2 separate regions of the Homo sapiens genome follow, and region 1 is linked to region 2. Evidence: chromatin contacts called from ENCODE Hi-C or POLR2A ChIA-PET data. All regions are on one chromosome and are shown on one strand. Each heading gives the region's core, a stretch centred on a gene start or an enhancer-like site at or near the end of the contact. The rest is flanking DNA. Distances are from core to core; before and after follow the strand shown. Region 1 overlaps JAZF1 (JAZF zinc finger 1). Region 2 overlaps JAZF1 (JAZF zinc finger 1).

Region 1 (4,592 bases), core at 1,750-4,249, 84 kb after region 2:
AAAGGATTTTAGCTGGTGAAGAAATGAGCCCCAGCCCTTAGGCGAGGATTAGACCCAGCCTCAGCAACCAATAAGATGGCAACCACCAGCCATTTTAGCTACAAATTACTGTTAAGAGTTTACTATGAGGATGATTCCTTCAAGCAGGCCCTATTAAAAAAATAATCACCATCTGCTAGACTCCCTTCTTTATTAAACTGGTCATTAATTACTGGTAACAACTAATTTTGTCTGGATTTTATTGAGTAATTATAAAATAAACAGGGAGGAGCTCAAGCTTCCTGCCTTGCTGAAGGCAGGAATTCTTTATAATGCTATGTTTCAAAAGGGGGCTGTAATAAATCACCAAATTCCATTTAATATGGTAATTATAATTTGCAAAATTCATCCTTCCTGTGGTTAACGAGTGCCTTCTTTCAGCTTAGCTCAGCCTGACTTCATCTTGGGTCATTAAATAGCAAACTAGTCTTTACTCACTGGTAACAATAGATCTTTCATGGGTTATTGCCTAATTAATCAAGGTGCATAATTTGATCGCTAGCACTTTTTAAAAAGTGTTATATTCCAGGTATCATATAACAATATGGTATTGCTGTAGAGTAATTAAAAATGAAGCAAGTTTTAATGTTTTGATTAGAACAGGTTTATTATCCTGAATAAGGTGAAGTGCAAAGTTTCACTGATGTTCTTCAACTACAACATTTAGGTTGAAACATTTGAAACAAGCCATTAATTTAACAACATGCTCATCCAAAACAAATCATAACTCATTTCTTTTTACTGCAAAAGTAATTGAGTAATGAATAATGAAAATCATCCCACTGAAAAGGGCAGTAAATATATTGACTTTATTATTAATACTCCATTTTGGTTAATAAGGCAGCTATTAAATTTGAAACATGATGGACCTGATTTATTGACTTATTCAAGGTAACAGTGAAATACTATCCAGTAAATACTGGGGTTCTTACAAGAGAAGATTTGATTCTGAAAAATTAAGTAGAATTCAACTGAAATTTCAGTTCATATTTAGAATGATTTGACCTTAAATCTCTTATCCCTGTACTTTGCTTGTTCCTTCAAAGAATTTAAATTGTGTGTGTGCACAGGGGTGGGTATGGGAGGCCTCAGAGGGCCTTACACCATGCACTCTAAACCCTAGTGAGCTGGAATTCTCTGGTGAAGTCAGTAGTGGCTTGATCATTCTTAGACTCTCTCCAAAAGGAGTTCATAATAAAATACCACAAGGACATTAGTTACACCTAAAGGATTAGTTGCAGCCTAAGTCTCAAACCCAACATTTCAGTGATGGTTCAGGGAAAAGAAAAAAAAAAAATGTAAAAGGGATCAGTGGAATTTTTTTTCTCCTTCAAATAGGATTATTTATACTAATATGAATACTTGTTATTCATAGTACTAAGTTTCTTTGAAACCAAGTTAGTGTATACTGAACCATTGCTCCTAGGGGAAATTCAAGGTTAGGTTCCTGCAAGCCTCTGGCCACAACATTTTCCTCAATGGACTAATACATGACCTTGTTTTAGGTGTGTTTCTGTTTAAACATACCTTCTGTAAATACATATTGTTGATTCCTTGAACTCAGGGCCAACAGTACTATGACTCATGCTGGTGTAAACTTACCTGACACATATTTTCTCCTTAAGTCACCTCACAGCCTTCTTGTGCTTAGGGACTCTAGATAGCACTTCAGCGCTATGCTTGGTGCCATTTTTAACAGCAAGATCACCAATAAAAAGCTCAAAATGCAAACAACATGGCACTAAATACAGTGTGAAAAGGACATGCATATAATATAAGAGCTGAAACAAGAAAGCAGAGCACTGCTTCGCTCAGCCTCAGCTGGGAACGTGTGCACTGGTCAACTCAAAAATCCCACCGCTCTGTCCATGTCGGTGAGTGACTGTGAAAGCACCACAAGTAGTGATTTGGGGACACAAATACATTTTAGTGAGAAGGCAAATTTACAAACACCTAATCCACAGATAATAGCAACTGACTAGGCCTGGCACAATGGCTCATGCCTGAAATTCCAGTACTTTGGGAGGCCGAGGTGGGAGGATTCCTTGAGCCCGGGAGCTGGAGACCAGCCTGGGCAACAGAGTGAGATCTCACCTCTTAAAAAAGAAATAACCGATTGTACCTTAAACTACAGGCTCTTACTATGCATTCACCCATGTATTATATTTGCTTATCCACAATTTGGGGACATTTCAAGTGCTTGTCAAACATTTTCTTATTTATCTGCATATTTCAGAGAAGGGCTTCATTTCATTAAGTGGCATTAGGTAACATCCTGAGTTTGCTTTCCATGGAGGCACAGTCTTCTCTAAAGGCAATGAGGACCTGTTCCAGCGTGCCTCTCCTCACTCTCAACTCTGGCGTATTTCTCCTCAGGTTTCACTGGCTAGAACTATATCACAATATTGTTTACATCAATCACTGGCATGAGGAACCAACTGCTTCCATTAGCTTAGACCACAGTTCTGACTCAGTAGGTCTAGGGTGGCAACTAATAATCTGCATGTCTAACAAGTTCCCAGGTGATCCTGATGCTGTTGGTTTGAGAACCACGGAGTTTAGACAATTTAAGATTTACCACCTGAACACACTTATGGCCCTTCCAGCAAATGAGAACAGGAGGGAGAGTTTTAGGTGGAAACAGGCAATGGAGCTCTTCTACATGGTCTTTGCAGACTTTTGATGTTTGCTGAGACACTGGTCAGGGTACCTGCGAGTGGGGAAAAGTACTGCAAAGAAGGCTAGCAACATGTATACCAGTATTCAGAAGCCAAGCAAGCTATTTTAAGATCCCTGGAAGGTAAGCTGGAGATTTTCATGCTATGACAAGTTTGCATAGACCGTTTTATTTACTCTAAGCATTGTATTCTGGCTAAAGATTACACAGAAAGATGTGGCAGTCACTGATGCTCTTTCCCACATATTTCTGACTCTCCACTTTTGGGCCACATGATGGTACTGCACTTCTTTGTTCCCCTTGAGGTTACATACGGGCAGATGACTTGATTTAGAGAATGCACAAGCGATGATGAACTACAGTGGCACTTCCTGCTATAGTGATTACAGAATGTGGGTTGAGATAAAGCTTCTATCAGACTAGGTTCCTGAGTGAAGGAGCAGGGCCTCTCTAATGAACCATGGTGGACACGCAGAGTAAGCAAAAAATAAACTCCTGTTGTGTTAAGTCACTGAAATTTGGGGATTTGTTACTGCAGTATAATCAAACCCATCCTAATACAAAGGATGTAAAACTTTTATACTGCACTTTAATTATTCGTTTTTTTCCTTTAAGCTCAAATGCCCCTTTAAAAAAAATCCTGATTACCCTTCAAGCTCTGGCTTGAGTTACATCTTCATCATCACTCCAGCCAACATTTATCTCTTTGTGTGAACAACAATTGCAACTCTAAGAAAAATCACGAGGTTTAGCACTTATTTTATAATTGCCCATATATATTAGTATCACCTCACTGACTATATCAGAGACTTAGGAGGGCAGAGTTCATGTTGTAGGCATCTTTGTACCATCTTGAGCAAAGGAGGAAAATGAGTAGTTTTTAGATAAAATCTAGCTGGAGAATGGATGTCAATATTTTCTAGTATTTCAACTTTTCCATGTGTTATTTGCACACAGTCAGGCAGTTATTGAGCACATATTGCTGCAGAGTTATACAGAAAATTTGAGAGCAGAGTTGCAAGTAGCCACGTGCTTGCTTCATTAACTGTGCTTGTGGCAATTTTTACCACCTGTGCAAATTTCCATTTCTCTGAACAATCTGACTATACATGTCCTGTTCACTCCCTCTTTCCAAAATGAATTAAGGAGAAGAGAAAACAGTGGTGATAAGAGAAAAAAAAAATCAGCTAGTGAGATTTAAAACAAAATTTGGTGAGCTTATACTAAATTGCTGCTTAAATATGGGAAATGACATTGATTGTTGAAAAGAAATACAGCCTAAGTTTCATTAACACCAATAACCTAAACATGGGACTTTGTGATGTTATCTGGCCTAGTCCTTTGTCTTCAGATTTGTGCTTTCAAGCATGCAAAGTATCATGGTTCTTAAAAGTTAAGAGGCTGACTGAAGGTCCCTTGCTTACTAAGTGATGAAGGTAGCACTGAAACACAGGTCCTAGTAATGGGCAACTTTAAATACTCAACACCTGTGGGTAGACTATCTTGTTAGCATGAAATGTAAAATTATATTTTGAAGAATTACAATTTTTGAGCTCTTAGGAGAGGAAATGCTCAACATAGGTGTGTAGACTATCTCATTAGCATGAAATGTAAAATGATATTTTGAAGAATTATGATTTTTGAGCTCTTAGGAGAGAAAAATATTTTGAACCTGGCCCCCCATTGTGAATAGAAACTAAAATGGGAAAATTTGGAGAAATAAACCAATAAGGAATAAAGATCATAAGTCATTCATGCTAAAACCTGTGATGAGAGTTAAAGAAAAGTCATTTAATTTTTCAAAGGTAAACGGAAAATGCAAGCATGTCTACAATGCCTTAAAGCTCAGTAGCTGCTTATCTTGTCAAAAATGTAA
Region 2 (4,752 bases), core at 550-3,049:
GTACAAAATCATTAACTCTACAAAGATACATCATTCCAAAATTACAGAAAAAATTTAAAGCATGCATTTAATTCTTTTTCTTTAAAGGGTTGCTGAATGCTTCCCCTGAAAAAAGGTGGCTGTTTTCAAAATCAGCAACTGCTGGTGAGGATTTCTTGGCACAGTTATGACCAGCATGTTATTGCTGCATCTTCCTGATAATCTCAGCCGACACCGGGGGATGGAAATTGATTGTGTGGTGCCGCAGGCCCTGAGCTGTCTTGTAACTCTTCCCACAGCGACACTTGAATGGTTTGCGGACACGAATCTGTGTTCTGTGACCATTCTTAGCGTGATACTTTATGCCATTCACATTCTGTGGAGAAGACAAAAATATTTATTACATGGATTCACAGGATACCTGTCAAACTTCGGAAACCTCAATTTGGGTCTGGATTGCAGTTCCTGGATGGCAGCTGTTTAGAGTGTAGTCTTTTGCAAGGACTCCAGTTGGGACCCTTCAAGGACATTCTGGTGTGTCGGTCATGGGCTGTACGGATGGTCACACACACAGCTGACTCAAAATTTCAGATGTGCCTCAATTACTCTGAAAATGAAAGTACTGATTTCTTCCAATTTTATATAAAATATATATTTAGGACTTACAGACTGTATAAAGAAAATCCTCTGAATCTTTTCCACTCTAAAGAAAGTTAACAGTGAACAATCCTACACAAATATCCTCAGCATGACCAACAAAATATCTTTCTAAAGAAAAACATCAGGGCATATCCCAAAAGTTTAACATATAGAAATTTTTGATTTGGAAACTCAATTTACAGCTTGCTTCTAGATAACTGTGTTAACAGTTCCCTACCATGCCTTAACCAGAGTTTTTGTCAGTTTTCTGCTCTGCACTAAGCCAGTATCTCTGATGCCACTGTGGGAGCTACTTGTTGCCCAAATCTTGTCCCCGCCGTACAGTTGTACATGTTTAATAAGCACCTGTAGTCAGACTAGTCCTTACCTTAAGTATTACATTCCAAACATACAATGAACTTTAAAAATTTAAGGTTATATAATGTTAGTCACTAAGATTGGACTTCTTAGCATCTGGATACTAAAGTTATCAAAATGCTTTCTAAATTTCTGTTTGTCGGTTTTGCTAGTTCACCAGCATATTCTATGTAAGATTCCGTATTCTATGTAAGAGTCACTCTCTACAGTTTTAACCACCAGTAATCCTCATCCCAATTAAATGGTGAGGAAATGGGCTTGAGGGTAGTAAGTAACTGGTGGAAGATCTAAGAAGGGACGGCGGACGTGTGGTATTTGAGATAGGTCTTAATTTCCAAGTCAGCAATTGCCAGATTAGAGAGTAAGGGAACACAGAAGAGACAGCCTGAAACAAAAAGCACAGATTTTAGGAGAGTGAGCTGTTTCCTAAAATATTACCTAAATCCAGTCCTGCTAGAGCCAGTCCCTTGCCCAACTGAAGGATTCCAACACAAATTGTTCCCACTCTTCATGGGATGCCTTCAAAGAGCTCCCAGAAAACAGCTCCCTGCTGTTGTCTCATGAATACCTAGCACAGTGCCTGGCACATTGTCGATGCTAAGTCTTTGTGAGTGAATGAAGTTACAACAGCACTTCCCAAGTTCACGCCTCACTAGTCTGGAAGAAGGGTTGCTACTAAATATAAACGTGGTGGTGATTACTACACTAGAGATGTGCAGTACACATGAATGCTTTTTTAAAAGTCCTTGGAAGAGAACTCTGCTGGACTTTGTTGAACCCAGGGGTGCCAAGTAGCAGCTGGCTATGCTCAGAGTCTGAAGGTTGTCCAGTGATTTGAAGCAGAAGGACAAACACTCTCCCCTGAACACCTGGCTCCAGGCCTTCTGCACCTCAGCCCTGTCCTTCCAGCATCAATCCTTTCAAACATAAGGTACTTCAGTCTTGTTAAGAGGCATGTTGGGGGTTTCAGAGCCTACTGGGGCAGGAAAGGGGAGGGTAGTGGTGGTGGTAGAATCAGACCCACTGAAATGTTAGATGGGTAGATATGCCCTGCCAGTCCCTGGCGGTTCCATCCCCTCCGAGGCCCAGGCACATGAGTGAAGAGGCCAACGTGTGTATCCAGCCCAAGTGAGCCTTCAGATGATTCTAGCCCCAACTGGTGTCTTAGAGCAACTGCATGAGACCCCAGGCGAGAACCACCTTGTTGAACCAGGCAGCCCAGAGAACTGTAAAAGATAATTGTTTTAAGCCATGTATTGTGTGTGTGAGAGAGACAGAAAGAGAGTGAATGTTAGTTTTATGACCATTAGATAAAGACTTTCAACTTTAATATGGTGGAAAGTATCCTGGGTTACAAATGCTAGAAATGTGCACCTGCCTGCTTAGTAATATCCCATGTATAGCTCAACGAATATTGAGCACCTAGCAGGGTCCTTTTCCGTGGATGAAGGGCTACTAAAATATTTCATGTCCTTGTTTTCATGGGGAACTTGATGCAGGACAGCTCATTAATAATCCAGCTACCTCTGTGCCCCAAAACCATTCAAACCTTGTCAGAAAATAGAGGAAACCAAAAATAGAAAAGCATTAACCAAGAAACAAAAAGGCACAGCAACTCTTAACAGTATCAGGGCTTAGCCATTCCATTGAGGGCTGAGGTTTTTATAACTAATTAGGCTAAAAAAAAGATTTAAGACCAGAAATTGCTAAAGCCATAAAAGCCAGTCCAATGTGAAGCCAGATCTGTCGTTCACCAAGAGAAGGACAAGCCAGGGCTGAGGGGATTCCGGCAGGCGCTGTGGCCCATTCACAGCTTGAATGTAAACATTATGTTGTGTGTCTGGCATGAGACTGTGAAGAAAACAGCCAACACCACACACACATCAGCTTTATGACTCTGGAAAAATCAGGAAGCACATTTAGAAACATAAAGTATTTCCAGGGTTGGTCAGAGAACCTGCTGTGCCATCACTCCTTTGTCTTTGCTGCTGTGATTAAAAAATGTTGACAAGCGTCAGTGGGTTGCCCTTATCGCAAATGTTAGTACAAGGTCAAGTGAGACTCTATTAAGACATTTCCTCCATCCAGCCATTCAGTTACAGGCCGCGGGAACGTCCTCTTTACAAGACCAGAGGAGCTCTGAAAAGATCCACCAAAGTTTATTTCATCAGTCCTGAAACAAATTTGATCTTTCAGAAATATTAGTAAAAAAAAATAAATAATGGCCGGAAACCTGAAATGCTGAAATTGCTGAAATTCTTTGGTCTTTGAAAAAAATGGAATCAAGCTTCAAAAGGGCAAGGAAAGTTGCTAACATTTATTAAGAGCTTACCATACTGGGTACTTGATGTCAATTGCCTTATTTAATACTCATGTTCTGGATGAGAGAATTGACTCCTAGAGAAGGTGAGTGACTTGGCCAAGATCACATGGCTGGTAAATTACAGAACTGGAATAGGAACCCAGGGATGTCCAATCCATAGTCCATATTTCCTCATTTAGTCTCCTAATGTGCTAGGTACTCGTTAATTAGAACAACCAGCTAGTGGTCTTTGAAAAATCTTACCAGTTGGGAGGAAGGATTGGGATAATAGTCTGGAGAAAACTGTCTTTGAGTTTTCTCAAAGTGATGCTCTGACATCAAGCTAGTAAGGGAAGAAAGTGGGAAGGTAGGAGGTAGAAAGGAGAACTTAGGTGGGGGGGGTTCCACCATTAGGAACTACCTGTCCCCTCTGATGGAATTAGGCCAGTCAATAGACAGCAGGCGACTTAAAGGCTTTTCTAAAAAGTCTACTCCAAATCAAATCATGAGGCCTGAAGTCCAGATGCTGAGCTGGGCCATCCTGTCCTTACCTGTATGGGATCTTTGTTGTCAGTACTCAGGCCTTCATGTGTACAACATGTGACGCTTGCCCTAGATAAGCCCAGTGGTCAATTTCCCAGGGCCTGGATGTTGTACACAGCGGAGAAGATGAAGTTGCTTGGGGATTTGATGAGGAAGAAGAGTAAGAAAACAAATTGGGGATGGTAGTAGTGGTAATGGTGGGGGTTAAAAGTGAAACCACTTGCAGCAGTGTGGACACCTCACCAGCCCCAGAAAGCAGGAGGCTGAGGTGCACGCAGTTCCCTACTGGCCACTGCACAGCAGCACACACTGTGTCCAGCAAGTTGGGTGGGGTCTTCAGGAAAAAAAGAATTGCCTCTTCCCTCAGTCATTTAAATAACATGTTCAGTTAGACAATTACAGAAATTCAGAAAACACAGAAGAGGATAAAAAAGAACAGACACTATCACTGTTAATATTTGAGGTATTTCTTTTCACTATTTTTTCATACACACACACACACTCTCTCTCTCAATACCTTTTTTCCACTCAATGTTACTTTGTGAGCACTCCCTCATCATTAAATGTTTCTCAGTGTTTGAAAATGGGACACTGTATCTGGATCTGTCTCTGTTGCTGAAACAATCAATGTACCTCTCTGCAGCAGAGGACTCCAGAGGAACTTTGGGGGGCGGGGTATTGTTCTGTGTAACATTTCTTAAAACAAAACAAAACAAAAAAACTTTAAAAATGCCTTAATCCTCACCATTCTAACATAAAAATTATCAAAGGTTAAGCACTTCAACCCATCTTTTAAACCTATCTGCATTATAAGGAAGGGAAGTCCTCTCTGTTCCCTGAATTCAGGCGAGCATGAGCAGGGCAAGGGTGGTGGGCTCAGTGGTTGTGGCCTGGAACGCCTCTGGGAAGGA

What was found. A loop is a pair of places that touch in the nucleus more often than their neighbours do. ChIA-PET counts read pairs that join two places held with the same protein, here RNA polymerase II (POLR2A). Pooled maps may share reads with other maps.
Region 1: a loop to region 2 is called in a map of endothelial cell of umbilical vein, with 4 times the contacts of the local background. The contact joins two enhancer-like sites. A Hi-C loop is called at or near these places in 6 of 168 maps with a recorded cell type or tissue (Caco-2, DLD1, GM12878 and 3 more), 1 of 37 single-sample maps with no recorded cell type and 1 of 50 pooled maps. POLR2A ChIA-PET finds 5 or more read pairs at or near these places in 2 of 52 experiments (H1 and activated CD8-positive, alpha-beta T cell).

What each region holds. Positions count from the first base shown.
Region 1 is chr7:27,914,937-27,919,528 of GRCh38, forward strand. All of the region lies in intron 2 of JAZF1 (JAZF zinc finger 1), which reads right to left. Among named protein-coding and RNA genes, the nearest start is that of TAX1BP1-AS1, 180 kb to the left of the region's middle. Within about 2 kb of position 3,000, at least 2 of the 41 ENCODE cell types and tissues checked have a DNase peak (open chromatin) inside an H3K27ac peak, as active enhancers do; they include endothelial cell of umbilical vein, where a contact is called at or near this core.
Region 2 is chr7:27,832,622-27,837,373 of GRCh38, forward strand. JAZF1 (JAZF zinc finger 1) reads right to left here. Exons shown (of 5, transcript NM_175061.4): 5 at 1-355. The coding sequence ends at 179. Among named protein-coding and RNA genes, the nearest start is that of TAX1BP1-AS1, 94 kb to the left of the region's middle. Within about 2 kb of position 1,800, at least 5 of the 41 ENCODE cell types and tissues checked have a DNase peak (open chromatin) inside an H3K27ac peak, as active enhancers do; they include endothelial cell of umbilical vein, where a contact is called at or near this core.